Regions from separate parts of the Homo sapiens genome. Here region 1 is linked to region 2. The links are chromatin loops, found by intact Hi-C in ENCODE. Cell type or tissue: heart left ventricle. All regions are shown on one strand. Links, peaks and the distances in the headings refer to the core of each region. The heading gives the core; the rest is flanking DNA. Region 1 holds the start of LINC02788 (long intergenic non-protein coding RNA 2788). Region 2 holds the start of BARHL2 (BarH like homeobox 2).

Region 1 (9,340 bases), core at 3,346-5,845, 110 kb after region 2:
CTTTCCCAGAGGAGCAGCAGACCAAATTCCTTAGCACCCAGTGGCTCTGAGCAAATGCAGAACATGTAGCAAGATGCAAGAAGTAATGAGAAAGACCAAAACCACACACCAGGGGGACAATTTGGAGTGAAGAAAGGTTTTTTTGTTTTGTTTTTTAAGGGATGGGGAAAACCCAACTTTGGACAGTGGGAGAGAAAAAAGTTGCTGCTGGAGGCTTTTAAACACACATAGAACAGGTTCATATTGTGCTAAAAATATGTTTATGTATTAAGTTGGTAGAATAATATGAAGAGTAGGTACCCAGAATGAAGACACAAAACCTAATGTGCTCAAATATCCTCTCTTGTTGTTTGAAAAGTTGTCTGGAGAGCAGTGCAAAGCCTCTTCTTCCTCATGGGCCTGACTTGTCTGCTGCCGTGCTGTCCTCAGCAGCGCCGTGGGGTGGTGACTAATTGCCCCCGTAAATCACCGAGCAGCACTGTGCTACTCCGTTTATTTTTCTGACAGTAATTTAGTGCTTGCTCTTTCCCACACTTGTCATTCCGTGTTTTTCCTCACATTAGAAGCCTGTAGAAAAAGGACAGTAATTAACGGTGCAATACATACTCATGGAAGCTCTTTCATCATATTGTGATAATTGTGCTCCTTGTCTGTCAAGGTAACCTCTCAGTTTCTAAGCTTCATGCAGCATTATTTGTCAACTTTAAACTGAGGATACCGTTTTGACTGGAACTGAGCTACTTCCAACCAGCTTTCCTATTTGTCCAAAGAGGAGATCATTTATATTTTAGGCAATGTGTCAAAAATTTTAGCCTGATCCGCACAATAAGACGAAAGAGTCATAAAAAAGATACACTTGGGTTCTTCATTATTGGTGGGTTCTGAGGATGCGGGATTAGGAGTGTTAGGGGGATGCAGAGAGAGAGGGTGCGCATTCTGAGACTTTCCAGAGCAACCACCAAATATCTCATGCTCTCTAGCTTAAAAAGAAAGGGACCCTTTCTCTAATGCCAATGCCGAAATTTCCTTCCAGCTTGCTCTTTTGAATAATCAAAATAATTTCCAAAGTTCTTTTGGACCCGGGTGATGCCAGCACCCAATTTCAATCAGACACACAGTCGAGAAGCAAGGGACTGAGGAGCTCAGCAAGAGATGGGGATCTCTGTGCCAACAACCAACTACAAACAAAAGCTTTCTGCAGCATTTCCCTGGGATTGTATGAAAATGTTACAGCTCTTTGTAGTTTCAGGGGCTTCAGGGAATAATTAATCGACACAAAATCTGAAGCCCTACTAAAGTTATACCTCTCCATCTGTAAATCTGCTAAATGGAATGAATTCTTTTAGAACTGCTTCCTATGCTTCAAATGTCTGAAAAAAATAAAAAGCTAGCTTCCTACTTTCCTGCCACAAGGTTAACTTAATAGTAAGATATCAGGGAAATATTTTTTGAAGCTATTTCAGATTTTATTGAGGCTTTTTGACTGCTCCGCACCTTTCAGTCAGCTTTTTTTTTTGGCACTTGTACTGTTTTTTAATATCTTTCTCCCACTGTCATAGACAGAGGCTAATGGGATGTGTGGTCAAGATTTTGGGATCCATCAATGCCTCTGTCTAAAATTAGCATGGACCCAATACATCAGCTGCCAGAGCTGTCACAATCTCTAGTCTCTGATCTTCATTATATACTTCTCTGGTGCTACCTGTCTTTTCTCTAGACGGAAAACTACAGGCCCAGCCAGCCCTGACAAAGGGGTCCACCACACCCTTCAATGTCATACTCCACCAGAAAGCCATCCAGAAGCTTCCCCCAGAAATGTGGTTAAAAAAATAAACATCATTCCTGCTGTTCCTTAACATGGTTCTCTCCAGAGAAGGCAGTGTCTCTCCACAAAGGCTTTTCAGTGGGAATTAGTCTATTAAAAACTATTAACATAATTAGGAATCTCCTGCCCTTGTAACTACAGAGACCCAAGCCTTGATTATTCATGCTCCCGTCATTGTTATCGGGGTCTCCTCATCTCATTTACACTGCATGACCTCCCCTGCTCACTGGGAGCTGGGTCTCTGTGCTTATGAGGGTTGCTTGTTTCTTTTTTCGCAGAGATTATATCAGTAACTGCTAAGAAGGTCATGATAAAATGAAAAGAGTAAACCAGGGATACAGCTGGGGACTTTCCTGTTCTTTTCCTTCCCCTGATTAGCAAATCAAAGCTGCCTGAATGATTCACACTTTTCACCTGATTTTTGTCCTTTTCACTAATCATGTAGCAATTTTCTCTTGACTGACAGTTTTCTTTATAATTGGCCCTGATCTAGTAGGGTTCTAATAACCAGAAAATCCCCTCTGTGGGTCCAAAGGCTCTGGCGAATCGTCTCTCTTCTTTCCCTGGGCCATCTGTGGGCTGTGGCAAGCCACGTTTGTGGGAATAGAAGCTGCCTAATCTAAATGTTCAATAATGGTGTGAATATTCTATGAGGAGTGGAGTTAAGGACTTGAGGTAGCAGATTCTAATTACTGTTCATTTGCCAGAGTATCAAAGCCTAATTACTGTTCATTTTATGCTCCTGAGGAAAGGCGAAGTCAAAGCAGGGTTGTGCAGCCGCCCCCAGAGATCCCCAGTAAGCCTTTATCTGTCTTTCTGTTTAAATAGGTTGAGTGTTAGTATGTTAAATTACATCCTAGAAGCAAACAGATTCCACAAACAAACACCGTGATCTATGTTCTAAATAAAGAGTAGATGGCATTTGTAATACCTGGTTTATGCCTTCGCTCCTCTTTTCTGATTTATCTTTTTAATACGAGCAATAAATATCTGGGAGAAATTTAGTGAGCCATCCCTTTTCAGGCGGCAGTTCATCTTTGAAAGGATTTTCTCACCTCCTTCAACGGAAGTTTCCGCAGTCGCTATCTGCCACCTATTTGACAATTTCTGTCACCAATTAGCAACTAAATCAACATCAGCAAAAAACAAAAAGTGAAGATGCTTACAGTGCCTGGCTGCGTGTGTGCGGGCAGAGGCCCCACGCGAGAGGCTGGGGCTGCGGTGGGCGGCGTGTCTGTGGCGCACCCCTCTCTCCTGCACACACGGCTCTTGTTCGCGTGCGTACCCATGAGTGTGCTTCCCTATATATTTCTGCATGTATACATGCGTACATATTTCCTCCACCACATTAGGAGGCATCATATTGTTATCAATTCGCCGCAGCGCTCAGCAATAGATCAATGTGCCTGCCTTCGCAGGGAGGGATTGATGGGCCGGATTGAATTGTCTAGCTTTTCCTATCAAGAAGTTTGTCAGGTAATCTGCTGGCTGCAGTGTGAATTTACAAGCTGCAGACAACAACCTAATGAGGGAGCCAAGCTGTTAGGCGGGCTGCTCGCTCCATGATGAGATGCTAAATGAAAAGCTGGTGCGACACACGCAGTTTGTTATCATTCAATCTGCTTGAAACCGCAAACTGGTCATTATCCAGCCATTATTTTAGTTGATTTACAATCGCAGTGGATGAAGCAATTGCTGTGGCTTGTTCAATCCCCTGGCGGGAAGATGGGAACCAGCTTGTAATTTGCATTTACACGATCTGACTGAGCAGCTTATTAGATCTGGATATTTATTTTCCACTTAACCGATGTTTGATTACACTTTAATAAAGTACAAGAAAACTGTCTGGCTGCCTGCGTCTGATTGATCCTGCCGGGTGGTTTCTCTGGGATTTTTCGTAATGAAACAAGAGAGACCAGGGATGATGCATCTTAAGAAAGTGACAAAAACAGTTGACTATTACTCAGACGGGCTTTCGAGCAACGCGAGGAGCCGGCGCCGAGAGGCGCGAAGGCCCCGGCTCCTCAGCTCCAGGCCGCAGAAGCCCCAGGGCAGAGCCTAGACCAGCCCGGCGCCCCCACGGGTTGGGCCCACTTTCAAGCGGCGCCCGCGAGGAGCTCAGACAACGTCCAGCAGGAGGCTGAGAGGGGCGAGCCCACGGGGCTGGCCGGGAGAGGACCCTCGAGCGCGAGCGAGTGGCCTCGAGGCAGACGAGGAGCAACCCCCAAACCCCGAGCCCCAGGCCACCGAGCGCAGGAACTGGGGAGGAGGAGCGGTTTTCGCCCCTGGGGGCGTTTAGTCAGAAATGTTAGGAGAAGGTGCCTGAGGGAGGGGCCGCCAGTCGCAGCGGAGACTCCCCGTCCCCTCTCACCTCAGGGCTTCGGCGTTGGGGTCCGGCCTACAATCTCTTCTTCTGCCCAAGCGAAATCCAGGGGAGTGACACTGGAGGCGTCTGCACCCACAGGGCAGTGACGCGGGCCTCGACTGGGGAAAAGGGCGGAAGGGCTGAGTCCCTTTCCCTATTCCACCCATTTCCCGAGTATCTACCTCAGGGTTAGCCAGCGGCCCCCCAGCGCTTAGGCCAGCCTCGAGGGCAAAAGGCAACCCCACCCAGGCCGGTGAGGCGCGTCTTCGGGCGACGCCACCATCCAGGGTCCGCGGCCGCAGGGAGAACTCGCCTCCCCGCCCCGGCACGGGCACTGTCTGCGGCCACGTGCCCCGGAGGTCGCGGCCCAACCAGCCCCGCCGACTTGTTCCGCTTTCGCCCCAGCCCCCGGCGGGGCGGGGTGGACGGCATCCAGATCGGGATCCTGAACGCCCAGCGGGGCCGGGATCGCCTCCTCTCAGATGATCAGCCAGCGTCCCAAAACCGCTGTCGCGTCCCCTTGGTGTCTGGGTTGGGGTGGGAGAAGGCAGTCCAGGAAGAAGATACTCGTCTTTGGCCAAAAGCCGATTGAGCGGAAGTGAGAGAGACCGGGATTTGATATCAACTACCCGCAAGCCCCCCCACTCCAGGCCCCCTGATTGTTATGAAATGGGCCGGCAGGGTGCCCACTAGAAATCTAAATTACCCTTCCTCACTGGTGCCTGGAGTAGTCCTTTGGCCGCGCAGTAAACTAATGTTGCTTGCTTTCTCCTCCACCTTCCCTCATCAGTGTTTTCTCCAGATCTTACATAATGCTTAACCCAGTTGTTCTGACCTAAAATTAAAACATATCCCTTAACAGTGTTCCCAGACAAGGGTAACTATAGAAATTCTGCCTGGAAATAATGCCCTTTAGACTGAGGCTGTTACCTATACAAGTTGCTTTCCTGCTACTTCCTTCTGGAACAAGATGAAAATCCCCCAATAGAAGCCTGAAGTGACGGAAACTATTACTTCTATGCTGTTTAGTGCGAGGGAGAACAATAACAACAACAACAAAAATACTTCAACCCCCCCCCCCCAATTTTAAATTTTCTGATAACTTTGAACACCTTGGCATTTTAAAGATCCAGGTGGCATTTTATCGATAAGAGTTGTAATTGATACGAAATTTTACAAGTTCATTTCACCTTAACTGTCAATTGAGTTTATTTTCCTTAACCAAACAAGCCATTTCCTTAAGGTCATTTAAAACTGAATTTCTTTCCAGCACGCACCATATAGTTTGCTCATCCCTGTCTTGTTAAGGGACACCTAAAAAACAAATACTATTACATATGTGTGCATATTACAATCATGAGGCAGTATTTCAAATTAGCACTTTATTCAACTAAGGTGAGAGGGGTTTTGTTTTCATAAAATTGATTAACAAAATATGTTCTTACATATAGATAGCTTTTCTGAGATTAAGTACATTTTCAGTGAAATAAGCACGGACTGACTGAGGCTGCCTGGTGGCAGTAAGATTGTGGAGGAAAAGAGACAGTATTGTCAATGTATGTAATTTTCACCCTGAACACGGTGTGTTTGTTTTTTAATTTTCAATCCTCGTCCTACATTTGCCAAGACATCCACCTCTGCAATGGAGGGGCGTATATACAGGGTCTGTGGTTTTGAAACAGCACACAACTCTGTGCTGCAAATGGCTCTGATCTAAGGTTTAGGAATACCTGGGGCCTGGGGCGCTCCCTTGGTTGTTTGCAGTTCTGTAGTTCAGAGCCTCAGCCAACATGAGCCCCATAGACGAGCTCCGCAGGTGTCTTACACTCCAGTGTGGACAGCAACATTCCTGGCAGAGACTTGTGGGTTAGACAGTACCCCCTGGCATAGCACAAGAGCACGGAGTATGAAACAGTCCCAACTGTAGTAGTGACAGCCTCATCCTCCTGGACAAGAGAAGGAGCAAACGTCACAGATTTACCTCTTCTACATAAAACCAGTTGGTGAGGTTTTTACTTCTTTTCACTTTATGAAAACAATTAACATAGAAATTCAATACAAAACGTGTATCAAATTTAAAGACACAGAAATCACGAAACTCAATTTTTTAAATTAAGTACATATCACATTTCACATACAACACATGCCAGAATTTCCTTGTGGCAAGCGAATTCACTGAAGACCTGCAGTGCATCACATCACAATGTGGAAAACACAGATGTGACTTTCTTTCAGTCTAATTGCATACTACAGGAAATGTGGTTTCAGGTCAGTGTGACCTACTTGTAAATCTAGACTTATATGTCCATACCTGCCTATGTGCAACCCAGCCTATAAGATTCTGTTTCTAGGCTGGGCGTGGTGGCTCACGCCTGTAATCCCAGCACTTTGGGAGGCCGAGGCAGGTGGATCACCTGAGGTTAGGAGTTCGAGACCAGCCTGGTCAACATGGTGAAACCCCGTCTCTGCTAAAAATACAAAATAAGCCAAGCGTGGTGGTGCATGCCTGTAATCCCAGCTACTCGGGAGGCTAAGGCAGGAGAATCGCTTGAACCCGAGAGGCAGAGGTTTCAGTGAGCTGAGATCGTGCCATTGCACTCCAACCTGGGCAACAAGAGTGAAACTCCATCTCAAAAAAAAAAAAAAAATATATATATATATATATATATATAAAGGAATATATATATATATATAAAGGAATATATATATATAAAGGAATATATATATATATATGTATATAGTGTTTCTAAAATTAAGAAAAAAAAAGTATTTCCTTAGTTATGCATTTTTTTTCTCACCATGGGCTTTGGGTGAGCTGTTTTTCTACTGTCCTAAAAGTTTTTCCCAAGTCTCTCTAGGGCCAGGAAATTAACACAAATTTGATCTGAGATGCTAATGGAAACTTTCTGCTTGGGACCTGCCTACAGACCACCTTTCCCACATTGAAACTAACACACTTCTGCTACACACTCCTGCTATAATAAGAGCAGTAGGCATTTGGGTAGAGCAAAGAATTCTGTGGAATAAGGGTGGGAGCAGTGGGGATGAGGGGATGGGGAGATCATCAATACATAACATATACATAACAAGAGACAACAGGAAAGAATGCAGAACCAGAGTCTGTTCCCAATGTTTAAAGAGAACCTCCCCCAACTCCTTCTCAAGTCCTGACCATAGGGAGCAGGTCCTCATAGCTCACACCTATTTTCTGGAGAGCACAAAGGCTGAGGGCATCATTCAGATTCTGGTGACCTGCAACCAATACAATATTTGTGGAATGGGAAGTTCTGTCCTAACCCTGGAAACAAAATAGAATTGTAGTCTCCTAAGCAGGCAGTCACTGCCTCCAAACCTCTGCGCCCAGAATCTTGAAGGAGAAGCTTCCAAATTTCGCCAAGATGGCTCAGCACGCCCGTAATCCCAGCACTTTGGGAGGCTGAGGTGGGCAGATCACTTGAGATCAGGAGTTTGAGACCAGCCTGACCAACATGGCGAAACCCGGTCTCTATTAAAAATACAAAATTAGCCCAGTGTTGTGGCAGGCACCTGTAATCCCAGCTGTTCGGGAGGCTGAGGCATGAGAATCACTTGAACCCGGGAGGTGGAGGTTGCAGTGAGCCGAGATCATGCCACTGCACTCCAGCCTGGGTGAGAGAGCGAAACCCTGTCAACAACAACAAAAAAAAAAACAGATGGCTCAGCAAACTGAAAGTGGCTGCATCTGAGAAAAAGGAATCTTGGCACTGAGAGTGGGTGTGTGGGAGGAGGAGGGATAGTGGTCAGGGCCTGATTGTATCTGCAGACTGTTACCTATACAGGTGGGATTCGATGACTAAGAACATTTCCTAGGGTTTCTCCAGTGAGTTTTGGCTATCTCTTGAGGCCCCTTTCCCTAGGTTTTGGAATTTCACGTAAAGCTGGGAACTTTGCCCCACCCTCCAACATCTTTTTCTATGGGAAAAGAAATCTCTGGCTAGGGGAAGTTAACCTTTATTTTAAAGTATGTGAACAATCCCCATCTCCTTGAAAGTCCTGAAGAGAAATTCAGCAGAGTGGCATTTTCCTGCTTTCTGAACACATCACCTACCAATTTACCCAGGGTGCTGCAGTGGAGGCGGCCAAATAGCACCTGAGATAAGAGAAAGGAAATACAATCCTACAAAGTTGAACAAACAAGTATTATTCCAGCCTCTCTCTCCTTCCCTATCCTGCCCCTCTCCGACTCCAAGAATAAGTCACCAGAGTCCCCTAGAAGATTCTTGAGTTTCTGCTCTTAAACGGCTCCTTTTCCAAGGAGGAACGAGGTCTGTTTTCTGATGTTGGGGCCTCAGATACTCTGTGATTGCAACTTAATTTTGTCGTTGCTTCTTTTCAAGATTATTTGGAATGAATTGTTTCTTTTGTTTACTATCCAACAAACGACCTCTGCTAATCTTGTATTTTATCTCCCTAACATATGGAAAAGCTATTTATTCTAGCCAATCACAATAAAGTGAAGAAAACCCCATTTTATGGAAAGGTATATATCACTAGTCTGTTGATCATTAAAGATATGATTACCAGTGAAAACCCTCTGAAGGTGGCACATTTATGCTTCCAGGAACAGATGGGGACACGCATTTTCCTTGCAAATACTTTTGAAATTGCTCTACTGGTAGCAGTATAAAAATGATATACAGATGCCAGGGCCGGCATGGCCAGGATGAGTGCGCCAGATTTACACAGTAAAGCCTTCACACGCGGGCTGTCAGTTTTGATTGATCTCTACTATACCTCAGGAACTTGTTGACTAGGTAGGGAAACAGTGCAAATAATTCACTGCAGCAAGTCAGATAATTCACACAACCAATCGGTCTGCTTCACTTTCTGGCTGTGACATACGAGCCTTCCCTACAAAGATGCATCATTTTCCAGCTTGAGCAATATTCAATGTCAGGGAAGAAAAGGTATTAAAGCCACACAAAAGGAGTTCGACTATCGCAGAACGAGAAGTTATTTTGGTAATGGGGGACAGATCCCGCTCTACTCCAAGTCCCACCAGAGCTTTCAGACCCAATTGTCATTATCATATTGATTAAAAAAAAGTTCGTCATAGTGCAATTTTAGGTTTAACGCCAACAGATCGGGAAAGAGCAAAGAATTATCCCACA
Region 2 (9,340 bases), core at 3,269-5,768:
GTATCAATCTCCGAACAGGGAGATGGGGTGGCCTGACTCCTAAAATCCGCGGTCCTGGCCTCACCGAGCGGGCGGAAATCTCCATTCATCATGCCTGGGCTGCCTGAACTGGCACTGGACAAAATCGTGTCTATTCCAAAACTCGACCCGCTGGCCCCTTCCATTGTCATTGCTACATGAGGTCCACGCCACTCCGCCGTTCAGCAGCCGCCCCGAACCAGCGAAGAAAGCTATCGATCGTAAAACAAAATAAACACCAAACAATGTTGCCGCCGCTTAAAAAAAAAAAAGTGGGGCGGGGAGAGAAGGAAGGGTAATTGGGAAGTGGCAATCTGTGGATACTTTCGACACAACTTTTTTTCTTTTATGCAAAAAGTAGGGGTGGAAAGAAAAAAGATGCGGGGGGCGGGGGGAGTTAAAAAAATTTCTGAGAAAACTCGGAACTTGCGCTCCAGGAACGACTGCGCACGTGGCGCGGCGGTGGCGGCGCGGAGGACCCAGGCGAAGGCGAAGGCGAAGGCGAAGGCGCAGGCGAAGGCGAAGGCGCAGGCGGCGGGAAGCTACGCCAAAGCCGCCGCCGCCGCCGCTGCCGGGGTCTGCCCACAGCCTGGCACCGGGCGGCAGCGGTGGCGGCGGCGGACGCGGCAGGTGCAGCGACCGCGAAGCCCGGGCGGCCGCGCGCCCTCGGAACTCCCCCGCGGCTCCCGAGGTGGCAGCCGCGCGCCACTCGGCAGCCCCGTAGCCGAGTTTCTGAACTTTCTTGGAAAGTTGCGGGGCAGACACGGCCGCAGCGGTTGCGGCAACCCGAGGAGGAGGAGGAAGAGGAGGACGACGAGAAGGAGCAGGCACAGAAGGAGGAAGCGGCGGAGACGCGATGCCGGGCGACTCCGGCCGCTGCCGGGCGCGTTCGCTTGTAATCCGGCTGCTGGCGGGCGGCGCCGACCCCCTCCCGTGACGTCACGGCCACTACCGCCGCTCCCCGCGCCGCGCCGCGCCGGGCCCGCGCCCCCGCCACCGAGGCCGCGCGTCCGGCCCCGCGCCCCTATTGGCCGCGCCCGCGCGAGCGAGGGACGCCGACGTGCCAGGGAGCCAATAGGCGCAGCGCTCGTGAGCCCGTCAGCGGACTCGGCTCGGACTCCGCTGCTCTTTTGAGAACCCGCACATCCCTGAGCCCGCAGCCCTGAGCCGAACTCCGAGTCCAGTGGTCCCGGTGTCCACAATCACGAGTGCGAGGCAAAGGGAGAGGGAGGAAGAGATCAGAGGGAGACCAGAGAAAGGGAACCAAAGGGGAGAAAGAAAAAAAAAAGTAGCAAGGATTCGCCCGTTTTCTTAAGTCAGAAGAGAGAGAGAAGAGGACGGGAAGGGACTTACCTTTAGGCTCCAGCGCGGCGGCCCTCGCAGCCTCCCCAAACGCGCGCGGGAATAGTCCGAAGACATTAAGAGCGGAGGAAGGAGATCCCTGAAGGAATCCACAGAAAAGTGTGTCACTTCAGGCGCCGGAGCCTTGCATAAGCGGGCGGGTCGGCTCTGGGCTCTGATTTCTCGCCCGACGAACCCAGGCGCTCGGGCTCAGCCCGGCGGGAGGCGGATCCCTGAGAGGGACACAGCCGGGTCCGCGTCCACCAGGCGCTCTCGGGGAGGACGAGGCCTGAGGCTCCAAGCTGGGGAACCAGCCTGGTCTCCAGCTGGAAAAAATGCCTGGCCAGACGCTTTCTCCCGAACGGGGGAGCTAATGCCCGAGGCGTTCTCTGGTGGCGAGGGCAGCCACGGTTCACTGCGGTGTCGGGCGGGCGCGGGGCTCAGGACCCATAGCGGCTGGTCTGCAGCCCGCGCCCCTGCCGCGCCCCGCGGCAGTCCGTCCACCTCTGTCCCCCGGCCCCTTTCGGCGAGCGCTCATTTGGAAAGGAAACAGTCACTGCGGATCCACTTGGGACCCGGAGCATGACTGTAACGCCTCGTTGGAGTGTATCAACTTGCATTATTTTCTCTAGGACGTCTCCAACCTGTCTCATGTTGAATGTCAGAGTAATGGGAAGTGCCAGTGACAAGACGGCGTATTACTCCTGATTAAGTGCCGTGTCAACCTAATTAGCAGAGTAATTATAAGGTGCTAATGAATGATTCAAAGTTCTTTGAGTTACATTTTACTCCAAATTACCATTTTAAGAACCCTATGAATCTGCGAGGCGGGCATCGCTTCCGTGGCTAGGTCTGGAATGATGTTCGAGTGGCCTTTAATGTCTCCAAAGGCTGGGCCGAAATCTGGAGTTTAGTTGCAGTTCTGGAGGTCACTTTCTGGGCCACAGCTTTTATCTGTTGAGGACGAAGGGAGGGGTGTCAGGGAGGCAAATGACCTCCTGGGACAAGCTCTTGCCTTTCGGTCGGAACTGCTTCTGTGTGAGCCCTGGGTCCGGAAGCGGGTAGCTGGGCGACTCATCCTGCCTGCGTTTTCCTAGGGAAATCGGTGTGTTTGACCCAGAAAAAAAAAAAAAAAAAAAAAAAAAAACAGCACTACTTGGAGGGTGGGTTGAGCTGTTTCTCATCGTCTCAGTGGCATTTTTCCTAGGGCTGTTCCGAGAGAACAGCGGGGATTGAAGGGACGGAGGCAAGGAGATGCACAATCCGGGCAGCTCTCGCTCTTCTCGGAAGGCGAAGGGAGTTTGGCGGAGAAGACGGGGTTGGTGAGCCGAGGCGGGGACTCCGGACGTGCTCCATCCCGGCAGGGGCCGACAGTGGCCAGAGGGGTGCGGGGAGGCCCTCGGGAACGGGTGACTGGGCCCCGCCGGGTGGGGTCGGGCCACTGTAGGCTGGAGCGGGGTTGGATCAAATGCCTTTGGCGCGGGAACTGAGTGCTGGCCCGGGAGACCCTCCGGAGAGCTCGCGGGCTCGGCCTCGGCCTCGGCCTCGGCCTTCGGCCGCGGTTACCGAAACACAGACGGTAGACTTGTGGAGGTGGCTTATCCGAGGCCGCAGGGCCCGACGCTGCACAGCTTCGCAGCCTAAATATCCTGCGCCTCTGTCACAGTTGACCGCTGTGGGGAGGACAGGAAGGGCTCTAGGGCTGCCCGAGACTGCAGGCTGACCCTACCTACTCTACCCTCTTCAAATATCGATTAGGGTTCTTCCCATTCCAACATCATCATCCACCAACTTCCCGAATATGGTGCGTTTTCTCCTAGCCCTGGGAGGTTCCAACTCGAACTCCCCTCGCTGCATATTCAGGGTGGGAAGTAGGGAGGGGGAGAAAACAAATTTAAAATCCAGAACTGACGGCACTGCACAAATCAATTATTCTCGACCTTGATAAATAATTCATTTAAGCCTGTTTTTGTTTTGTTCCGACGCCTAAAATGACTCAAGAGCTCAAAAGGCTGATCGCACAGCTTGTGTTGGGCGGTTCGACAGGGTCTTTTTGCTTGGAATAATTCACAGCATTGGCAGGGGAGACGATGGAGATATGACCCTACAAAAAAAATGAAATCTATAAAGAAAAGGAGAGAGAAACGTGGAAGTGTTGGGGGCAGGGGAGAGCGTGTTTTGTGACAACTCTAAAGCAAAGCAAAAGGGAACCCAGTAGGCCCCACTTTGTGAATGTCTCAGATCATATTTTCTTAAGAAAAGGTTAATATCATAGAAGAGTTCTCTGGGTGGGTGTTAGATCAGCTTCCAGGAGCAATAACGGTAAGGGGAAAACACGACCTTGACTTTTATCAAGGCTGCTATGTTAGTAGTGGCCTGAAGATTCACAAAATGGACTTGAAGACCAAATTGCAAACTTAATGAAAAATTTTTTTTCAGAGCTGGAGTTTTGTTTAACTTTTCTCAGTTCTTTTTTCTCCAGACACATTCCTCTCTCGCATTTTTTTTCTGAAAGTATATAATGTATACATCCAAGAAGTCATGCATTTTCTGGCAAACATAATTCACTTTTCATTTTTAAAAATCACAATTCAGAAACACAATAGGGTGCAGATATATCATATTTCTAAACGAAAGAAAATGCTTTAACTGGATTTAATCTTAGATTTTCCCACTGGATTTAAAATACAAATAAATAGAGTCTCTAAACTGACATGAGTTTAAATATTAAACTCATTCACTTTCAGGCCCTCATTTCCTTAGAAGAAGGAGAAGGGGAAGAGAAAAAAAGAAACTTGTGTAATTTTTGGAAGATTTTGGAATTTTGGCCTAGAAAGCAGTTATTGCCAACTGTGGGTAACAGAGAACAAACTTTTCCTTCCCGGCTCTGAAGAACACATCACTGCCGATCAGCATCAAAGATGCTCCTTTCCCATCTCAGAGAATGATTCAAACACTTCAATATTTAACAAATTTTGTTCCTAGATAAACTCTCTACGATCCACTTTCACCATCTAGATTTAGTATTTGAGATTGTGTTTAAACTAGAGCATTCAGTTTTTTAAAAATGAAACTTAACTTTGAAGAAATCCACTCACACATTACGATGAACGTGGAGCTGGTGTTTCTTCCTATCATATTTAATTTTGAACGTTTCTAAGGGTCCACATGATGACAATGCCAAGTAAGGGGAATGAGGTGCAAAGACGCTTCCCTCCACTGGGCGGCGCCAAGAGCTCCGAACGGAGGGAGCTGCTATTGTTTCTTTCTATAAAAGATGCAAGATAAACAAATGAGCTCTCCACCTTCTAAGGCTGGCTCCCTGACGATTGTCTGACCTCTCGCCATTTCAAAGCTACAGAAACGTCGGAAGTTTCCTTTCTTTTTTGTTTTTTCAATTTATCAATATCTTTTCAACTATTTAAGAATTTGATACATATTTGCTTAGAAAAAATAATACATTAAAGAGAAATATCCTGGCAGTTCTGACCAAAAAGAAAACAGAGAGAGAAAGATATGAAAAGAACATAACTGAGTCCCTTAAATAGACTGAAACTGGGAGAGTGGAGTTGGGAGCAGATGGAGAAAGATAAAATGAAAGAAAAAAATAAGGTAACTGAAAAGTATGTTAACAGGAAGAAGTTAAAATGATAACCTGTGTAATTACTAATTGTTCTAGGGGAATGAAAGTTTTGAGAGATAGTTCTGATATCATAATACAATTTGCAAGAGCTATAAGCTTCACCAAATTTTAAAGATGAGCAGTTTGGAAGGAACCTAGTGAAGTTGACTCTCCTTGGGAGTTAGATGTGTGTTGTACAGAGGCAAACCACAGGAAGGTAAGCAGAAATGTAGAGGACAGAACGCTGGAGAAGAAAGTTTTCATCTCATTTTACCACTTTATGTGTTCGTGGGCAAGGCACTTAACCTTTTAATTACCAAATTCCTCCTCCACTAAAGAGGAGACTAGTTCTTGATTAGAACGGGGTGAGTGTAATGACCAAATAAGACATTCTATGTAAAAGCTCTTTACAAAATGTAAAGCAGCATTTGCTAAATACTATACACAAAAGTGGCAATGATCTCTAGCATAAGCAACACCCAGTAGCTATATTTGTTTTCACTTCTTCCTTCCCTCATTCATTTTGTTCATTCACTCAATCGATAAACATTATTGAATGTTCATTCTATGCCAGGTGCTTGAGACTGGGACACCAACTCACCTCAGGTTTGACAAGAACTTGTGCTGGAAAACTGTCATAAATACAATGATACAAATTAGAACCTGCTACAGTGGGAGTGAGAAAGAGAGTGGGGAGTCTTACACTGGGACAAGTTGGGGGAACAGTAAAGCTTTCTAAAGGAAATGAAGTGTGTTCAGTCATGACTGCATCTCAAGCAGTGGGATGTAGAGGGATTTCTATGGTAGCTGAGGGTAATAATGGTGCAAAAATGTCCATGAATTGTCCAAAATTTTAATCTCCTGACTGTAGGGCTGGGCTGCAATCTGTAGACATATGTTGGCTCTAGGGGGTCTCTTCTGGGTCCAGCCGGAAGAGACAAAATACTCTTTGACACTTTGGAGGGAAAAGGAACTAACTGCACATGTTTACAGGCCTGGGCAGCAGCATATACAGCCGGTTACACAGTCTTAGATTTGATCCCAAGAGGTGATCCAGTCCCCTCAAGGACTGTATCCTCTTTTCCCCACCTGCACTCTTGCTTCCTTTCTTCTTTCTAGATTTTCAAATCATGGACGGCTTGGTGACCTTAGCAGGCCCAGAAAGAGGGCTCCTCCAATTCAGGTGTGGAGATTGGGAAGGTGACAAGGTGAAGGCAATTGAAGGAAGAGCCGAGGGGGACATGGGGAAGGATTTTGTTTCACCCCTCCTAAGTTGAACCATTGTCCTTTGAAGGCCGGCTCCTGGAGAAATTAAAGGGCCCCTGTGTGACACAGCCATGTCATACATAAACAGAACTCTGAAGCCTATCAACTCCTGAGGCTAAGTAAGAGGGAATGTAGGGGCCAAGGCAGAAGAGAAACCAAAACCTCAGAGCGCTGAGCAAAGATGCCAATCAGAGAAAGAGAAATTCATTTGCGATGTTAATTAACAAGCGGCTAATTAAAACGGCACTTTGAGTGCTAATCAATCGCCTTATTAAGTTACAGCCATCACTGGAACAAATTGAAACCTCCCCGCCCCGTTTTCTGCCTTTGGTGCAGGCGGGGCCGCGTTCCCAGATACCGTGAGAGGCCTTGGGGCGCGGAGGTTGGGGGCAGCCTCGGTCAGCTTTCTCAGTCTCTCCCAGGTCTACAGAATACGCCACTGGACAAGTGCCTAAGCAGCGACTTCTGGTCCAGACACACCGCCCGGGGAGTAAGTAGTTGCGTCGAAGAACAACTCATTCAGCAGCAGTTAACACCGACGTTTCCTCCTAGAAAGAGCTCCCGCAAAGCGGGGGGATGTGACCTGTGGGCCCCCAGCAGGGGTAGGAGGCAGTTCAGCCCGAGAGGGGGCGCTCTAGGGCCTGGATCCTGCATCCCTATTTCCTGGAACACACCCAACGCCTCATTCTGAAAACCCTGCTTAGGCCCTGGCCCTGGTGCCGCTCAGCAACCAGGAAAGAGCTGGACCTGCCTTCAGGCAGCAAGAACAGGACTGCCAGCCTCCTGTGGCTCTGTCTCCCGAGGCTCCATGAGAAGGGGATGGGGGTGCAAGAAGGGAAGAGTGAGGTGGTGTGCTGGGCGTCGGGGACGAGGACGCACGCCAGCCAAGACGTGCCTCCCACCCAGCCCACGCGCGCTTCCCCACCCCCCTGGCCCTCCAAAATCGGTAAGAGAATTAAGATTTCGAATCCCTATTTTGAGGAGCCTTCCGCATTTCCTAATTGTTAAATTCCTGCTTTTCACCAAATTCCCGGGGGAGAAACATTTGGCAATAAGAAGGGACTGTGAATTTAAATGCTAATTGAGTGGGTCCTTTTTCCGCAGCTCCACCTGCCTGGCAGCCTCTGTTGAAACCAAACACACTCGGAGCGCCCAGTGCAACATTCTTGGGGTGCCGAGTAGAAGCGCAGTAAAGAGAGACCCTAGCGGACTCCTGTCTGGTTTGCTTTTTACCGACTCTTACAGAAAAAAAGAGAATGCCATTGGAAGAAGCTCTTTTGCGTGGTGGGCGATGTGTGGGTGGGGGACTTGTGGCATGGCCCACGGTGTTGTTTCTGTGCCTGCGATGACACACGTATGTCTTGAGCTGTGGGCTCGCCTTCCTGGAGGTGCGCCCGACCGCATCTGCTGGTGGGTCTGAGCGTGCTTGGGGTGTCCCAGGAGAACTGAGAGAACGGCTCCCACGTGCAAAGTTCCAAAGCATTAATATTTTCATCATATTATCATTATTCAATATAATAATATTTGTTCGGTTAGCGGCACTAATTAGGCCACATTAAAACCGTAGTGTGTCCCTAATGGTGCGTAATGTGCTCACACTCACATTTTTCTCTCTGAGGATGGGCGGCTGCAGGCTGGTAGGGGAGGAGAGACAGGCAAGCGGCGGGCTGGATTAGGGCGTGACGCCCCCCACCACGCACACAAACATACACAGCCCACTGGATGTCTGCCGGGTGGGAGCCGCAATCTCCGCGCGGTCGATGGGGCCCTCCGCTGCGCACTCGGCCCTGCGCCGAGCACCCTGCAGCCTCCTCCCGCGACACGGCGCTTTGAACTCGGCGGATTGATTTTGCTTCCCTTCCCCCTTTTGTGTGTGTTTGCGTTCAATTGGTTAGGTTTTTAAGATTTGGGAGGGCTGGTGTGAAAGAATTAAAATACTCTTAACTGGAGCCCCTCCGCCGAGAACTGGAGGTCCCGCCTCCTAGTTCGGCGCTTTCAGGACCCTCTTCCCAGAGGGAATTTCTTTCAGAAATTCCAGGGTGGGCTTGTAAAAGACGCTTCCGCAGAGCAGGTCCCGTCAGGGTCTTTTTCCTGTTCCTGGTGCCAGCGGTCGGCCCGGGCGCCCCGCAGACCTCGGCGAGGTAGATGTTAAGCTCGGAGAGTGCCCCTCCCGCAGGCGCCGTGGCGAGATCACTCTGAATATGTAACATATTTGTAACGTGCGCCGAGGTGTGATGTGTGTGCTGAAATAGGGGGATGGGGGAATTCGAAGCCGGATTGGGAAGGCGGGGGGGAGGCGCACAGAACTCACAATGTACTTCGCAATCTAACAATCTGAACATTCATTTATTAAAAGCTGCTGCGTGACATTTACACTGAGCCACCAGTCTCTGCCTCTAATCCGGGCGAAAACGATTGTACTGCCGAGTTATGGCTGCAGCGTATGGGGACGCTGCTGTCCGCGGCCGGACAGAGCCCATCAGCTACAACGCGGAAGGCCTCTGCACCCCCTTGGGGGCGGGAGGAAAGTACTGCCAGTCCTGCCTGGGGGCCGAGGGTAACAAGCACCGAGCCTCTCGCTCCACGCAGGGCCAGCTGCCCAGCTCAGCGAAGCTCTTGTGATCTGGTGCGTGTCTCTCGCTCTTCCCTCCCCATCAAAGAAGTAAACTTTCTACCTACTCCCCCTAATCCGATCGTTTAGAGCTGCTGTTTTCCTTTTGTCAGATTCCTCCTCCCCGATCAGTCTGAGTACACGATCAGAACTGCTCAGAGAGCAGGAAGCACATTGATTTCAGCTTGTTCTGTCCACAGACAGGCCCTGACAAGGTTGTTAGAACAGCCGGAGAGGTCTATACAATCACTTAATTACCAAAACTGTCAGTCAGGCGGGACGCGGATCCGCGTCCCGGGCTGCGCTAGGCATTCCAGCACTGGGCCGCGCGCGTGATTGATCGGTGCTGATAGCACCGCAAAATAATTACGGCGAATTTTCTGATGTGTGATTTTATCCCAAGTTCATGCTTCAGAGAGGTAATCGGAGAATGAGAAGGGTCAGTGCCATTTCGGATTACCTGGAATCTGCGAGAAAGGGTA

The links. A loop is a pair of places that touch in the nucleus more often than their neighbours do. Peaks named below come from ENCODE experiments on the same cell type or tissue, not always from the same donor. Only the 100,000 strongest peaks of a DNase experiment are listed, where the experiment ranks them.
Region 1: a loop joins it to region 2, with 2.1 times the contacts of the local background. A loop is called at or near these places in 19 of 110 quality-filtered maps.

Annotation. Positions count from the first base shown.
Region 1 is chr1:90,831,630-90,840,969 of GRCh38, forward strand. All of the region lies in intron 1 of LINC02609 (long intergenic non-protein coding RNA 2609), which reads right to left. It overlaps LINC02788 (long intergenic non-protein coding RNA 2788), which reads left to right and starts at 4,034. Exons shown (of 4, transcript NR_186594.1): 1 at 4,034-4,290. RefSeq lists enhancers at 3,131-3,770, 7,038-7,562, 8,376-9,340. In heart left ventricle, for the core only: no CTCF peak of the experiment used is centred there; a DNase peak (open chromatin) is centred at 4,582; H3K4me3 peaks cover 1,505 bases; H3K27me3 peaks cover 2,230 bases.
Region 2 is chr1:90,717,026-90,726,365 of GRCh38, forward strand. It overlaps BARHL2 (BarH like homeobox 2), which reads right to left and starts at 277. Exons shown (of 3, transcript NM_020063.2): 1 at 1-277. The coding sequence starts at 170. RefSeq lists enhancers at 7,789-8,344, 8,345-8,900. In heart left ventricle, for the core only: a CTCF peak has its summit at 4,579; a DNase peak (open chromatin) is centred at 4,586; H3K27me3 peaks cover 2,500 bases.